Linked DNA regions of Homo sapiens: all the other regions are linked to region 4. A link is a contact called in ENCODE Hi-C or POLR2A ChIA-PET data. All regions are on one chromosome and are shown on one strand. Each heading gives the region's core, a stretch centred on a gene start or an enhancer-like site at or near the end of the contact. The rest is flanking DNA. Distances are from core to core; before and after follow the strand shown. Region 1 holds the start of TESMIN (testis expressed metallothionein like protein). Region 2 has its middle 31 kb from the start of FADD. Region 3 holds the start of CTTN (cortactin). Region 4 holds the start of LTO1 (LTO1 maturation factor of ABCE1).

Region 1 (3,586 bases), core at 23-2,522, 920 kb after region 4:
CCTGAGGCTGTCTCCCCAGCACCCACTCCCACCAGTCCCTCTACACCCTTTGCAGTTTTCGCCATCACTTGAATTAAACTTTCACCTCCTCTTGATTAAACAGTGATATCTATTGACTCCTTAAAGATGAAATAGCTCATTCCCCACCCAAAATTTGAGACTTTCATTGTATTTGTGAGTTTTTTTTTTTTTTTCTGAGAGGGAGCCTTTCTCTGTTGGTCAGGCTGGAGTACAGTGACACAATCTCAGCTCACTGCAACCCCCATCTCCCAGGTTCAAGCCTCAGCCTTCTATGTAGCTGGGACTACAGGCGTGCGCCACTACGCCCAGCTAGTTTTTGTATTTTTTAGTAGAGACGGAGTTTCACTATATGTTGGCCAGGCTGGTCTCGAACTCCTGACCTCAGGTGATCCACCCGCCTCGGCCTCCCAAAGTGCTGGGATTACAGACGTGAGCCACCACGCCCAGCCGTATTTGTTACTTCTATTTCGGGACCAACTCCATCAGTTGCACCTGTAAGCTGCGTCACCAAGGACCGGGAGTGGGTGCAAGGCTGGGAACGTGCGGTGCAAGCCCCTGCCCTCTGTCCACCCGCAGCGTCCCAGGCCGGGATCTGTCTTGAGAGCTCGAGTGTAGAAAAATGTTTTATTTTATTTTATTTATTTTTTTGAGACGGAGTCTAGCTCTGTGGCACAGGCTGGAGTGCAGTGGCGGGATCTCGGCTCACTGCAACCTCCACCTCCCGGGCTCAAGCGATTCTCCTGCCTCAGCCTTCCAAGTAGCTGGGATTACAGGCGCGTGCCACCACGGCCAGCTAATTTTTGTATTTTTAGTAGAGACGGGGTTTCACCATGTTGCCCAGGCTGGTTTTGAACTCCTGACCTCAAGTAATCCGCCTGCCTCGGCCTCCCAAAGTGCTGGGACTACAGGCGTGAGCAACCACGCCTGGCCAGAAAAATATAACTGAAGCCCAAGGTCAGAAGCCAAGCTAGGCAGTCCCACTTAGCGCTGCCCGAGTTGATGGGGACCTCAGTTTCCCCACCTGAGCCTGGATCGGCTGAACCTGGGAGTGCCTCCCCTGACCCGCTCTGGCAACAGCGGCAGTCCAGGCCCCGCCCCTCGCGACTCTGTCTCCTCCCGCCCCAGACCACGCCCACCACACCTCCCTGGCCCCGCCTTTACCTCCCCGCCCCGACCTCGACTCCGCCCCACGCCCAGGCCCCGCCCACTGCCCGGGCGCCTCTTCCCCTCCCCCCAGGTTCCTGTCCCTCACCCTTCCCCCTTCTCCAACCGCCAACGGCCGCCTGCGCCTGAGGCCCGGCCCACGCCCCATCCCGCTCGCTCCACGCTGCGGCAGCCCCGGCGGCCCCAGGTGCGTCCCTCCGAGGAGGAATGACGGGGCGGTCCCCGGGCTGGGCCTCGGCTCTGCAGGCGGGGATGGGGGCTGCCGGGCCGGGTCGGGCCCCTGCGGGTGGGCGGAGGGCGGCGGGCCGTGGGCGAGGCCGCCCCTCACCTGGTCGCACCTCACCTGGCCCCCCCTCCCCTGGCTGCTCCTCACCTGACCCCCTCCTCGGCCGCCCCTCACCTGGCCCCCTCCCCTGGGCGCCCCTCACCTGACCCCCACCCCGGCCGGCCCCTCTCCTGGCCGCCCCTTACCTGGTCGCCCCTCCCCTGACTCCCTCCCCTGGTCGCTCCTCACCTGGCCGCCCCTCACCTGGCCCCCTCCCCTGGCCGCCCCTCCCCTGGTCGCCCCTCCCGTGACCCCCTCCCCGGCCGCCCCTCCCCTGGTCGCCGCTCACCTGACCGCCTCCCCTGGTCGCTCCTCACCTGGCCGCCCCTCACCTGGCCGCCCCTCACCTAATCGCCCCTCATCTGGTCGCCCCTCCCCTGACCCCCTCACCTGGTCGCCCTTCCCCGGGCCCCTCACCTGGCCCTCCCTCACCAGGCCGCCCCCTCCCCTAGCCGCCCCTCACCTGGTCCCCTCCCCTGGCCGCCCCTCCCTTGGCTGCCCCTCCCTTGGCTGTCCCCTTTCCTGGCCGCCCCTCCCCTCGTCCTCTCCTCTGGCTGCCTCTCACCTGGCCGCGTGTTGCAGGTGCGCGGCCCCCGCCATCCCGCCCCGCCGCCCTGCGCCATGGAGGAGGGCCCTCTGCCGGGCGGGCTGCCCAGCCCCGAGGATGCGATGGTGACGGAGCTCTTAAGCCCCGAGGGTCCGTTCGCTTCGGAGAACATCGGCCTGAAGGCCCCCGTGAAGTACGAGGAGGACGAGTTCCACGTCTTCAAAGAAGCGTACCTGGGCCCGGCGGACCCCAAGGAACCCGTCCTGCACGCGTTCAACCCCGCGCTGGGCGCCGACTGCAAGGGCCAGGTCAAGGCGAAGCTCGCGGGGGGCGACAGCGACGGCGGGGAGCTCCTCGGGGAGTACCCCGGGATCCCAGAGCTCAGCGCGCTGGAGGACGTCGCGCTCCTGCAGGCCCCGCAGCCGCCCGCCTGCAACGTGCACTTCCTGTCCTCGCTGCTACCCGCGCACCGCAGCCCGGCGGTGTTGCCCCTGGGCGCCTGGGTCCTGGAAGGAGCCTCCCACCCGGGCGTCCGCATGATCCCAGTAAGAACCGCCTGGGGAATGGGCACAGCTCCCCCTCCATCCCTTCCCCAACCCATCTGAGGCTGCTAGTGTACCCCAGGATTTCCCTCTACAAGCATTTTCCCTGGTGACACCACACACAGCCCACCGGAGTCACTGATTCTCGGTAGAGCGTATACTCTTTGTCGTCTTCCTAATCCAACATGCATCGGCCCAGCCAAGCCCTTTCCCCTGGAGGGAATTCTGCCCTGCACCAGTCGTCCAAAGCTGACCTAACCATGCAGACGGCGGACAACAAAAAAAGGGGGAAAGCTAGGACGTAGGTTCCCTTGGGCCCTGTTGCTATCCTTGGCTTAAGGAGAGAGGCCCGCTGTCTGCTGGTAACTATTGTCTGTGAAAACAAACGCAATGTGGTGGAGGGTTGGCGTGTTTGCATCTTGCATTTTTTTTTTCCTTTAACTTTACCAGGCTTGGAATCCACAGCAAGGACTCAGAGTTAATACTTGGATTTTCCGGGCCTTGAAGTCAAGATGTGAGATCTTCCCTTTGCTAATGAGTAATAGCTCTTCAAGCATATGCAATGTAAATCAGAGCCTAAAGAAATGCTTGCCAGCTCTCAGCCGACTGCCCTCTCTAGCTGTAGATGACCGCTGATAATTTTCCGCTTTGTTCTTGCCAAAACTAATGAGTTTTCAAAGGAAACAAAGGGTCCCAGGAAAATGTGTTCTCGACCCCTCAAAAAGGACCCAGCTCAGAAAACGAGACCACTCATCCATGAGGTCATTTTAGTAAGTTGTAGATGAAGCGTTTGTGGGACACAATGCTTGAGTCAGTATTGAGATGGCTGGAGCCTGACCCTGTATCATAAGCCAGAGCAGCAGGAGCTTGGATTTCTGCTCTTCCGGTTTTCTGTTATGGTAATTGCCAGTCCTTAGTGTACAGGAAAAGGATGGGCAGAGGCTGGGGCCTCCACTGACCTCTGTTTGTCCTCAGAGGAGCCATAGA
Region 2 (3,413 bases), core at 858-3,357, 560 kb before region 4:
CTTCCTGAATTCCTGACCCACAGAAGCCCTGAGACACAAGAGACTTACTGGGGTTTTAAGCCACTCAGTTTTGGGGTGATTTGTCATGCAGAAACAGATCATTGGAACATCAGTCCATTTCTCAGGTGAGGAAAATGAGGCTCAGAGTGTACCTTTGGAGTACATTTGTCCAAGATCACCTGGCAAATACATAGGAGAGTCTAGACCTAACCCCAGTCTGTGACTTCAAGGTCTGGGCTCCACTTTGCACCTGAACTTATGCACGAATGCATGTCAGTGACTTTGTCTATACCAGTAAGAAAGCCCCTTGAAGTCGTTTCATATGAAAGCAGTCGGGACACAGCCAGGCTTGGATGGGAAGGCCAGGCCTTGTATGCTGACTATTCTGCTATTCTGGGAGCTGGGCCTCCTTAGCGTCTCAGCCTTAGTCCCTTCACCCAGCCTGTATCTCACAGGGATTCCTTTATTAGTATTGTTTCCTAAGTACCTGGTGTGCCCAGGCTGCTGGTGGGTACATAAAAGTCAAAGGCAGCCGGGCACAGTAGCTCATGCCTGTAATCCCAGCACTTTGGGAGGCTGAGGTGGGCGGATCGCCTGAGGTCAGGAGTTTGAGACCAGCCTGGCCAACATGGTGAAACCCCGTTTCTACTAAAAATACAAAAATTAGCTGGGCGTGGTGGCTCATGCCTGTAATTCCAGCACTTTGGGAGGCCGAGGTGAGTGGATCACCAGAGGTCAGGAGTTCGAGACCAGCCTGGTCAACATGGTGAAATCCCATCTCTACTAAAAACACAAAAATTAGCCGGGCATGGTGGCGGGCACCTGTAATCCCAGTTACTCAGGAGGCTGAGGCAGGAGAATCTCTTGAACCTGGGAGGCAGAGGTTGCAGTGAGCTGAGATTGCGCCACTACACTCCAGCCTGGGAGGCAGAGCAAGACTGTCTCAAAAAAACAAAAACAAACAAAAACCCATCAAAATTAGCTGGGTGTGGTGGCAGGCACTTGTAATCCCTGCTACTTGGGAGGCTGAGGCAGAAGAATCGCTTGAACCCAGGAGGTGAAAGCTGCAGTGAGCTGAGATCGCGCCACTGCACTCCAGCCTGGGCGACAGAGCAGGACCCCACTGCAAAAAAAAAAAAAAAAAAAAAAAAAAAAAGTCAAAGGTGAGTAGGATATGGGCTTCCCTGACATCCCAGGTCCCCAGGCTATAAGGAAGAAGGGCCAGTAAAAAAGTAAGTCGACCACCATCCAACCCATACCCCCATGGGGCATGCTTAATACAGAGGGTGAAGCTGAAGCTCTATCTGCAGCAGGTTCTAGAAGGTCACTCCATCCCCCCCATGAAAGCAGATCCCTTAGCCTCCTAGCCTGACAGACAACAGCAGCACCTGAGATGTCCCAGGGGGTTAATGTGTTCTAAGCACTTAGCATATCGACTGGTCTAACCCTCACCAACACCCTTGAGGAAGGTGCCATTCCTATCCCCATTTTACAGATAGGAAGGACTGAGGCGGAGAAGCTAAATAACTTGCCCAGATCGCCCAGTCAGCAGGAGGCAGGCTCCTGGCGGCTAACTCCATAGCCAACACTCACCCCCGAACAGGGAGTGCCTGGTAAATGTCGACTGAACGGTGATCCGCTGGGGCATCTACGCAGAGATGGGCAATGAGTAGGAGTGTAGCAGGAGAGAGAAGCAGGCATTGGAATTCCTGAGGGTGGGAAGCATTTCTGAAGGCACAGAGAGGCACTAAACATCATCTGCTGGTTGACTCTAGCTGGGACACTCATGATGGCTGACCGTGCCAGGCCCTGGGGAGAGGGAGTAGGGAGGTGGCTCCAGCCTGGACGTGGAGGCACTCCCCAAGGCTGGAGCTTCGCAGGAGGACACTAACCTCCCTGGGATGCCGAGGACTCACACTTCATCCTGGGGCGGTGCGTTCAGCCTGCAGGTGTAGACAGTCAATGACTCCAGTTAATGGTGAGGTGAGGAACTTGGCACTGAACAGTGTTGAGTCACACGGTGAGAACGTCTTTCCCTTTTCAACAATCGGTCAGTCCCTCTGAACAAAGTGAGATTTCATCTCGGGCTAGTGATGACTAATGTCTTCTTAAACAAAGTGAGTAGCCCTCAGTTTCAGAGCCTGGAAGGCAGTGGAGTGTATGACGAGTTTCAGAATGTCACTTTTTTATTGCATTCCTTTTCATAGCCACCTCCTGATTATTCCAAGTGATACTGTGTTTCAATCAAGGTTAGCTTTGTGTAAGTGTCTGAAGTCTCCAAATCACAGTGACTTCAATGAGGGTTTATTTTTCTCATACAAAGGCAACCCTGATGTAAGCTTTCTAGGGCTAGCAGGGAGGCTCTGTAATCTTTAAGAACCCAGGATCCTTCTATCCTGCTGCATTGCTTCCTCATGACCCAATATAGCTGCCTGTGCTCCAGCTATCATGCTTGCATTCCAGGCAGAAGGAAGGAATAAAGGGATGCTGAAGGGCACAATCCTCTCCCTCCTTTAAGGCTGTTTTTAGGAAGTTCCACACTCCATTTCTGCACATATGCAGAACTTAGTCAAAGGGCCACACCTGGCTGCAGGGGAGGTTGGGAAATGCAGCCTTGACTGTCTGCTTAGCTAAAAATTGGGGATCTTGTGTAAAGTGAGAAGGGATGAAAAGATACTGGGTGACACCAGCAATCTTTGCCATAGACTGTTTTCTTTTTGTAACAGAGACACAAAAAATTAAAAATTTTTAAATTTTAAATTTTTAAGAGAGTCGCTTTCAAGATACAGCTAAGTAGATAAAAGGACAAGGCTTTCAAGAAAAAGCTAAGTAGATAAAACGAGAGGGGGAGGTCAGGCGTGGTGGCTCACGCCTATAATCCCAGCACTTTGGGAGGCCGAGGGGGGCGTGGATCACCTGAGGTCAGGAGCTCGAGAGCAGCCTGACCAACATGGCAAAACCCCATCTCTACTAAAAATACAAAAATTAGCCGGGCATGGTGGTGGGTGCCTGTAATCCCAACTACTCGGGAGGCTGAGTCAGGAGAATCGCTGGAACCCGGGAGGCAGAGGTTGCAGTGAGCTGAGGTCACGCCATTGCACTCCAGCCTGAGTGACAGACTGAGACTCCGTCTCAAAACAAAAAACAAAAAAACGACAGAGGGTACATGGCTAAGGCAAAAATTGCCAAGCTGACCCTTGAGTCACTGAGCTTTGGGAAAGGAGCTGTGAACTACGAAAAAGCAAAAGAGGTGTCTCGCCCAAAGACCAGGGTGGGGTCAGGTTTTCTATTTAGGAGGAAATCTCTGGCCCCAGGTAGAAAGGGATCTGGGTCGCCAGGCACTGTGGCTAATGCCTGTAATCCCAGCACTTTGGGAGGCCAAGGCAGGTGGAGCTCAAGTGTGAGCTCAGGAG
Region 3 (3,268 bases), core at 292-2,791, 720 kb before region 4:
AAGACTCTTCCTTGTTCCTTGAGTATCTGGCGAATACTTCTCTAACCAGAGGAGAAACAGGACTGACTCAGTGCTCTGGAGCCAGTGACTCACCCACACGGTCAAACACGTGAATGGAGACAGGGGCAGGCGGCCAGCCCCTCCTGCGCCACGGCCTTGGGCCCGGCCGGGCTTGAGGGCTGGATCATGCCTGAAGGACCTAGTGGGTGAAGTCCCCCCGACAGAGCCTGCGCAGCCAAGTCAACACTGAGCCCAAAGGGAGCGCATGGGATTCCAGGGAGCGCTCACCGGATGCCTCCGGAGCTTCCTTCAGCAGAAAATGAATTCCTCCCCAAGGGGCCCCAAACGTCCACAGATTCCAGCGGGAGGAAGCCCTGTCCCTTCTCACCCAAGGCCTTCCAGCTTCAGGGATCAGGCATCCCTTAGACTATCCAGGTGATGGAAACGTAACAGAAAGCCCCAAAGCACCGTTCTGGTGATTTTAAACACACCCCGAAGGAGGGACGGTTCCAAATTTAGAGCCTCACGACTAGCTGCAGCCGCGCCTCGCTGCCTCCACTGACCTGATTGCAAAACCTCCGCTCAGGTGCAGGCCGGGCGGATCCCCAGCTGCTCCGCCACGTCCCACAGCGAGCCCCTCAAAGTCGCGCACCCCAACCGCCTTGACCCCGCGGACCCCATCCCTTTTCCCTGCGCCTGGATCCCTTCCCCTGGAGCCCCAATCCCCTCCCCTCGGACCCTATACCTTTCCTCCGAGCCCCGACCCCTTCCCCTCGAACCCCAATTCCCTTCCCTCGGACCCCATCCCAGTAGCTCTGCGCCTGGACCCCTTCCCGTCAGACCCCAATCTCCTCCCCTCGGACCTCATCCCTTTCCCTCTGCACCCAGACACCTCCCTCTCAGACCCCTCGCCCTTTCCTTGAGACCCCCCACACCCACCTTCCTTGGCCCCTCGAACCCCGGCCCCCTCCGCTCAGACCCCCGAACCCCACAGGCCCAGCCCCTCTCCCTCGGGCCCTAATACCCTCCCCCTCGGAGCCCATCCCCCTCTCCTATTCCCTCGGACCCAAGACCCCTCCCAGCCTGGCCCCTCTCCTGCCCTGGAGCCCCCCGGCGCCCAGGGACCCTCCCCTCAGAGCTGATACCCCAATTTGGCCCCTTTCTAACCTTCCTCCGCGGACCCCAGCCCCAAGCCCTCCGTGCCCCCTTGCCCCCTGCCCGGCCTCCTTGGGCCCAGACCCGTCCTCGTGGCCCTCGCGGACCCCCGGCCCTCGCCCTGCCCCGCCCCAGGCCGGGAAAGCCTCGCCACTCTGCCCCGGCCCCCGAAACCGCAAGCGGAAGAGCGGTGAGACCGCTGCGGCCGCCGCTTCCTTCCCCTTTCGCGGCCAGGCGACGCCACAGGAGGGAAGAAGCAGAGCCCGGCCTGCACCCCGGGCGGACGCCGCGCTCGCTCACCGCCGCCTGGGGTCGGTCCGGCCCGGGTCGGCCCTGGATTCCGCCGCGCCAGCCGCTCCCAGGCACCAGGCTCTACTTCCGGTTCCGAGGGCGGGGGCGGGGCCGCATCCGGGTCCCCGCGCGACCCCGCCCCCTGCCCCGCCTCCTCCCGCGTCTTGGCCCGCAAGAGTCCCGGGGGTCCGCCCGCAGCTGGCTAAGCGCTAGCCCGGCCTGTGGCGAGTCTGCAGAGCTCGCCCGGAAGTAGCGTTGCGCGCGCAGAGGATGGGCGCTGAGCAGCACACAGCCCGCGGCGGGGTCTCAGGATCCGCGGCGCTGCCCGGGGCCGGGGGAAGGAAGCCAGCCGAGGAGACGCACGTGCCCTGAGTCCGGGAGCGGGGAGCCTCTTCATCTCTCCATCCTCCCTCCGCGCGCGCCCTCAGCCGTCCTCGTCCGCTCACCATGCACCTCCCCTCCAAGAAAGGGCCACATGCGTGCCAGGGACGCGAGCCCCGGCCACAGGGACATAGCAGCCTAGAAGGTGAGTCAAGCGTTAAACCACATGGGTACTCACCTGGGAAATGAGATAAATGCCAAGAAGTGAGAGTTTCATAACATCGTATTGGGGAGACGGTAGGACCTGAACCCCTGGGAGACCAGAGGTTTCTTTGGGCGATTCACATGTTAGCCAAGATGTGAAGGCCCTATAAGAGTAAACAAGGTAAGGAGGGAAGAATTTTCCAGGCAGGCCAACAGCAGGTTCCAACAGCAGGGCCAACAGAGGTCCCAAGGCAGGAACGGTCTTGCAGCAGGGGAACTGGAGGAGGCTCAGCTCAGCATGGTAGAGGGCTAGTGGTGCAGCGGAGCTGTGGTGTGAGAGGGGCCAGGTCATGCAGAGGCCGATAGAGCACAGCGAAGACCTCGGTCTTTATTCTGGGAGACACGGGAAGTCCTCGGAGGAAGTTAAGCTGATAAGAGACATCATGAAGTTTGGGCCAGGCGCAGTGGCCCACGCCTGTAATCATAACACTTTGGGAGGCTGACATGGGAGGATCGCCTAAGGCCAGGAGTTCGAGACCAGCCTGGTCAGCATAGTGAGACCCTCGCCCCCGCCCGCCATCGCTAAATAAATAAATAAGACATAATGAAGTTTGAATTGTAATGAGATCACTCTGGCTGCTGTGTGGAAGATGGATGGGAGAAGGGCCAGGTAGAGCCTAATGTAGCCAATTCGGGCAGACCGCTGGTGGCAGGTAAGATGGGGAGAAGTGGATAGATGCAAGAGGCATTTAGAAAGCTAAACTGTCAGATGTGAGGATGAATTGGAAGTGCGGGTGGCGGAAGGAAATGTCAGGTGTTGACCATTTTTTTAAAGGTAAAATCATGACCTTCATACACATATAAAATGAACACGTCAAATATTTTATTTAACTCGATAATGAATACATCATAAGTTGTTACAAATTGTTTAAAGAATTTGGCCAGATGCAGTGCCTCGCGCCTGTAATCCCAACACTTTGGGAGGCCAAGGCAGGAGGATTGCTGGAGGTCAGGAATTTGAGACCAGCCTGGGCAGCATGGCAAGACCCTGTCTCTACCAAAAAAAAAAAATTTTTTTTAAGAAAAAAATTAGCCAGGCATGGTGACGTTTACCTGTGGTCCCAGCTATTCTGGAGGCTGAGGCAAAAGGACCGCTCCGGCACGGGCAACAGAAACCCTGTGTCAAAAAAAAAAAAAACGGAAGACGAATGCTGAAATGAATTTGCAAAAACTGCTCTATCTCTAGTGCAAAGGTCAATTGCATTTAACTGGACACAGCTAATTTGCATTTTCTGTG
Region 4 (3,451 bases), core at 655-3,154:
GAGATGGAGTTTTGCTCTTGTTGCCCAGGCTGGGGTGCAATGGTGTGATCTCGGCTCACTGCAACCTCTGTCTCCTGGGTTCTCCTGCCTCAGCCTCCCGAGTAGCTGGGCTTACAGGCATGCACCACCACGCCAGGCTAATTTTGTAGTTTTAGTACAGACGGGGTTTCTCCATGTTGGTCAGGCTGGTCTCGAACTCCCTAACTCTGGTTATCCACCTGCCTGGGCCTCCCAAAGTGCTGGGATTACAGGCGTGAGCCACCGTGCCCAGCCAATGTGCTTAATTTTTTTAAGTTAACTCTTTAACTCATCTGGAATTATTTTGATGAATGGTGTGAGGCATAAATGGAACCAAGCTTTTCCCAAACAACCAATTTTCCATTATAGTTATTAGTTAATATTTCCTTTCTCCAATTAATTTGTAATTCTTCTTTTTACCACATGAGAAGGCTTTACATCTATGAGAGTCCATTGTCTGGGCCATTTACTTTATTTCACTGGTCTGCCACTTCTTGAACCAACATACCACAATATTTATATTGACACTTTATCTTTTCATATCTGATATGAAAATCATTTTTTTCTAAAACATCTTAGTTATTTTTATTAGTTTATTCATACGGATGAAAAAGTTTAGGATTTTGACACATTTTACCAGATCTCATGGAATTTTCTTTGGTACTGCACTTGTTCAGTTCCCCAATCCTCAATCATGGTAGAGCTGTAGTTTTCCTTATATGGGTCCTGCTCAAATTGTTAGAAATTCTTATTTCTAAGAAATGTATTATGACTATCATAAGGCGATTTTCCCATCACCACCCCTGCTCAGGTTACTACCAATTATTGTTGGAATAACAGAAAGTGTTTTTTTCCCTATTCATCATACACATAGCTACTTGCTGCGATTATGGATTCTGAGAACGTCTTAGGTGACTATTTGGGTTTTCCACGTGGGCCATCATATCTGCAAATAGTAGTATTTCTGCCTTTTTTTTTTTTTTTTTTTTTTTTTGGTATTTCCACTTCTTGCTTCATGTTTTACTGCATTGGCCAGGGCTGGTAGAAAGATGTTCAGTGGTCACGTGAGGTTTTACTACTGACTTTATTAGGAATGCTTCTGGTGTTTCTCATCTGAGTTCCGTTGTCGCTTAGACTTTGAAATCCCTTTTTAAAAATCGTGTTCAGAAAGCACATCTCATGGAAATGACAAATATGAGAACTAAAACCGACAAATTTCTGCCCAAAATCCCACATGCAGAGCCTCCTGGCCTGGAGCCTCCTGAGGCGTCGGTTCTTTGATGACTTCCCATTTCTTTTCCCTTTTTTTTTTTTTTTTTGACGGAGTCTGGCTCTGTCGCCAGTCTGGAGTGCAGTGGTGCGATCTCGGCTCACTGCAACCTCCGCCTCCCAGCTTCCAGTGATTCTCCTGCCTCAGCCTCCCGAGTAGCTGGGATTACAGGCGCCTGCCACCATGCCCGGCTAATTTTTGTATTTTCAGTAAAGACGAGGTTTCACCATGTTGGCCAGGCTGGTCTCGAACTCCCGAACTCAGGTGATCCGCGCGCCTCGGCCTCCCAAAGTGCTGGGATGACAGGCGTGAGCCACCGCGCCAGCTGATGACTTCCCATTTCTTCCTTGGTTCTTTCGGAGCCACTTTGGGAAATTCGGTTCTATCTGCAGTGGTAAAATACAGGTCGGCTCTCCACGCGCGCGGCCAATGGACGCTCCCAGCGCGGACAGACAGGCCCTTTGCTGGAGCTGGGCAGGGCGAAAGGACCCCAGGGCGGGGCTTCAGTCGAGGCCGGCCCCGCCCACCGCTGCAGCCGCGCATGCGCCATGTACAGGCTGCTTTGGGCCCTCCCGCGTGCCGTTCTTACCCGGCCTGCCCCGCGCCGCCGCTTCCGGAAGTGGGTCTCGTCTCCTCCCAAGCGGAGCATTTGTGCCTGAAGCTGCCGGGTCTGCTACGGCACCGCGGGGCTGCAGAAACCCGGGGGCCAAGGGCGGGCTGCTTGCCGCTATGGCTGGCAGTCAGGACATATTCGATGCCATCGTGATGGCGGATGAGAGGTGGGTGGTGAGGCCGGGCCCGCACCCCGCCCTGTCTGGTCGTCTCCCAGCGGCTTCGCCGCCGGCTGCGGCCCAGGGCGGCTGCTGGAGCCTGGCGTCCCTTGGGCGTGCGCATTGGGGAGCGCCTGGTGGCCGTGGACGCAGGGACAAGTGTGGGCCTGATGCTCTGGTCCTCTTCTCCTGGCCCGCTCCGGCGGGGCACGTGCCCAGCTGCTCTTCCAGACCCGCCTTCCCTGTCAGGGCTGCCCCAAACATCTGCTCAGCCTGGTGGTTCCCCTCCTCCGAGGCCGCCTCGTCCTCTGGGAGGACAGACCTTTGCCATCTGGGAGCTGCCTTTTTTTCTGGTTCCTTAATCATAGGACATACGGCAGTATTCATGGATGTGCTGATAGATGTACCCGACCACACCCCTTTTCCCTCCAGAGCCCCTGGGGAGCCCCTCGTGCTGCGACAGTGGGGGAGCTGTGAGTTGCCTCCTGGCTGACTTCCAGTGCCCGGCCCAGAGGACGCGTCCATAGATGTTAGTTAAGAAAGCGGCCGAACATTTAGCAGTCAGGCGCTGACGTTTATTTAGCTCGCGCTGTGAGTCAGACACTGAGCTAAACGTTCCACCCTGGTTATCTACTTCAGCCCTACTTAGTAAGTGGATCCTATTATTCTTCGGAATTTACAGACTAGGAGGCACAGTCACTTTCCAGGGTCACACAACTATTAAGTGGGGAGCTATGCACCCTGCTTCATGGGGCGCTGCAGCCCACTCCTTGCATGTTTGGTGACTGCAGGTTAAGATAGTGGCAGTTCCACTGTTGGGCCTCAGGGTCAGTGCTACTCCGGGTACCAGTCGGAGAACATTTTGTGGTGATCTGATGCCATTTCTCTCTGTTGCCCTACCCATGTGATGTCAAACCCTGTGTATGTTGCAGTTTTTTGGAAGCGGTTGACTTGGGCTAGTGCTACTTGAACACTCACAGAACTTTGGCCCCCTAACTCTGGCTGCAAACCAGACTTATCTAGGAGACTTTGAAAAGTAGATTCCGGGCCAGATGCGGTGGCTGACGCCTGTAATCCCAGCACTTTGGGAGGCCGAGGCGGGCGGATCACGAGGTCAGGAGATCCAGACCATCCTAGCTAACATGGTGAAACCCCGTCTCTACTAAAAATACAAAAAATTAGCCGGATGTGGTGGTGGGCGCCTGTAGTCTCAGCTACTTGGGAGGCTGAGGCAGGAGAGCGTGAACCCGGGAAGCAGAGCTTGCAGTGAGCCGAGATCGCACCACTGCACTCCAGCCTGGGCGACAAAGCGAGACTCCATCTCAAGAAAAGAAAAGTGGATTGCAGGCCAGGTGCGGTGGCCCTCACTTGTAATCCCAACACTTGGAGCGGC

Evidence for each region. Hi-C counts contacts between places; a loop is a spot of excess contacts on that map. ChIA-PET counts read pairs that join two places held with the same protein, here RNA polymerase II (POLR2A). Pooled maps may share reads with other maps.
Region 1: a map of CD4-positive, alpha-beta T cell shows a loop between it and region 4 (4-fold over the local background). The contact joins the promoter of TESMIN here to the promoter of LTO1 in region 4. A Hi-C loop is called at or near these places in 1 of 168 maps with a recorded cell type or tissue (CD4-positive, alpha-beta T cell), 1 of 37 single-sample maps with no recorded cell type and 9 of 50 pooled maps. POLR2A ChIA-PET finds 5 or more read pairs at or near these places in 1 of 52 experiments (HEK293T).
Region 2: POLR2A ChIA-PET joins it to region 4 with 12 read pairs in activated T-cell. The contact joins the enhancer-like site here to the promoter of LTO1 in region 4. POLR2A ChIA-PET finds 5 or more read pairs at or near these places in 3 of 52 experiments (BJ, K562 and activated T-cell).
Region 3: a map of sigmoid colon shows a loop between it and region 4 (4-fold over the local background). The contact joins the promoter of CTTN here to the promoter of LTO1 in region 4. A Hi-C loop is called at or near these places in 2 of 168 maps with a recorded cell type or tissue (PC-9 and sigmoid colon) and 15 of 50 pooled maps.

Annotation. Positions count from the first base shown.
Region 1 is chr11:68,749,206-68,752,791 of GRCh38, reverse strand. It overlaps TESMIN (testis expressed metallothionein like protein), which reads left to right and starts at 1,272. Exons shown (of 10, transcript NM_004923.3): 1 at 1,272-1,372; 2 at 2,093-2,602. The coding sequence starts at 2,132. RefSeq lists silencers at 1,040-1,159, 1,170-1,459 and an enhancer at 1,160-2,145.
Region 2 is chr11:70,232,270-70,235,682 of GRCh38, reverse strand. No RefSeq gene overlaps it. Among named protein-coding and RNA genes, the nearest start is that of FADD, 31 kb to the right of the region's middle. Within about 2 kb of position 2,107, at least 4 of the 41 ENCODE cell types and tissues checked have a DNase peak (open chromatin) inside an H3K27ac peak, as active enhancers do.
Region 3 is chr11:70,396,802-70,400,069 of GRCh38, reverse strand. It overlaps CTTN (cortactin), which reads right to left and starts at 1,541. Exons shown (of 18, transcript NM_005231.4): 1 at 1,456-1,541. It overlaps CTTN-DT (CTTN divergent transcript), which reads left to right and starts at 1,608. Exons shown (of 3, transcript NR_186321.1): 1 at 1,608-1,972. RefSeq lists silencers at 615-684, 1,266-1,775, 1,876-1,925, 3,023-3,211 and an enhancer at 2,176-2,245.
Region 4 is chr11:69,673,806-69,677,256 of GRCh38, reverse strand. LTO1 (LTO1 maturation factor of ABCE1) reads left to right here and starts at 1,904. Exons shown (of 5, transcript NM_153451.3): 1 at 1,904-2,067. The coding sequence starts at 2,018. RefSeq lists enhancers at 1,543-1,742, 1,612-2,112 and a silencer at 2,233-2,322.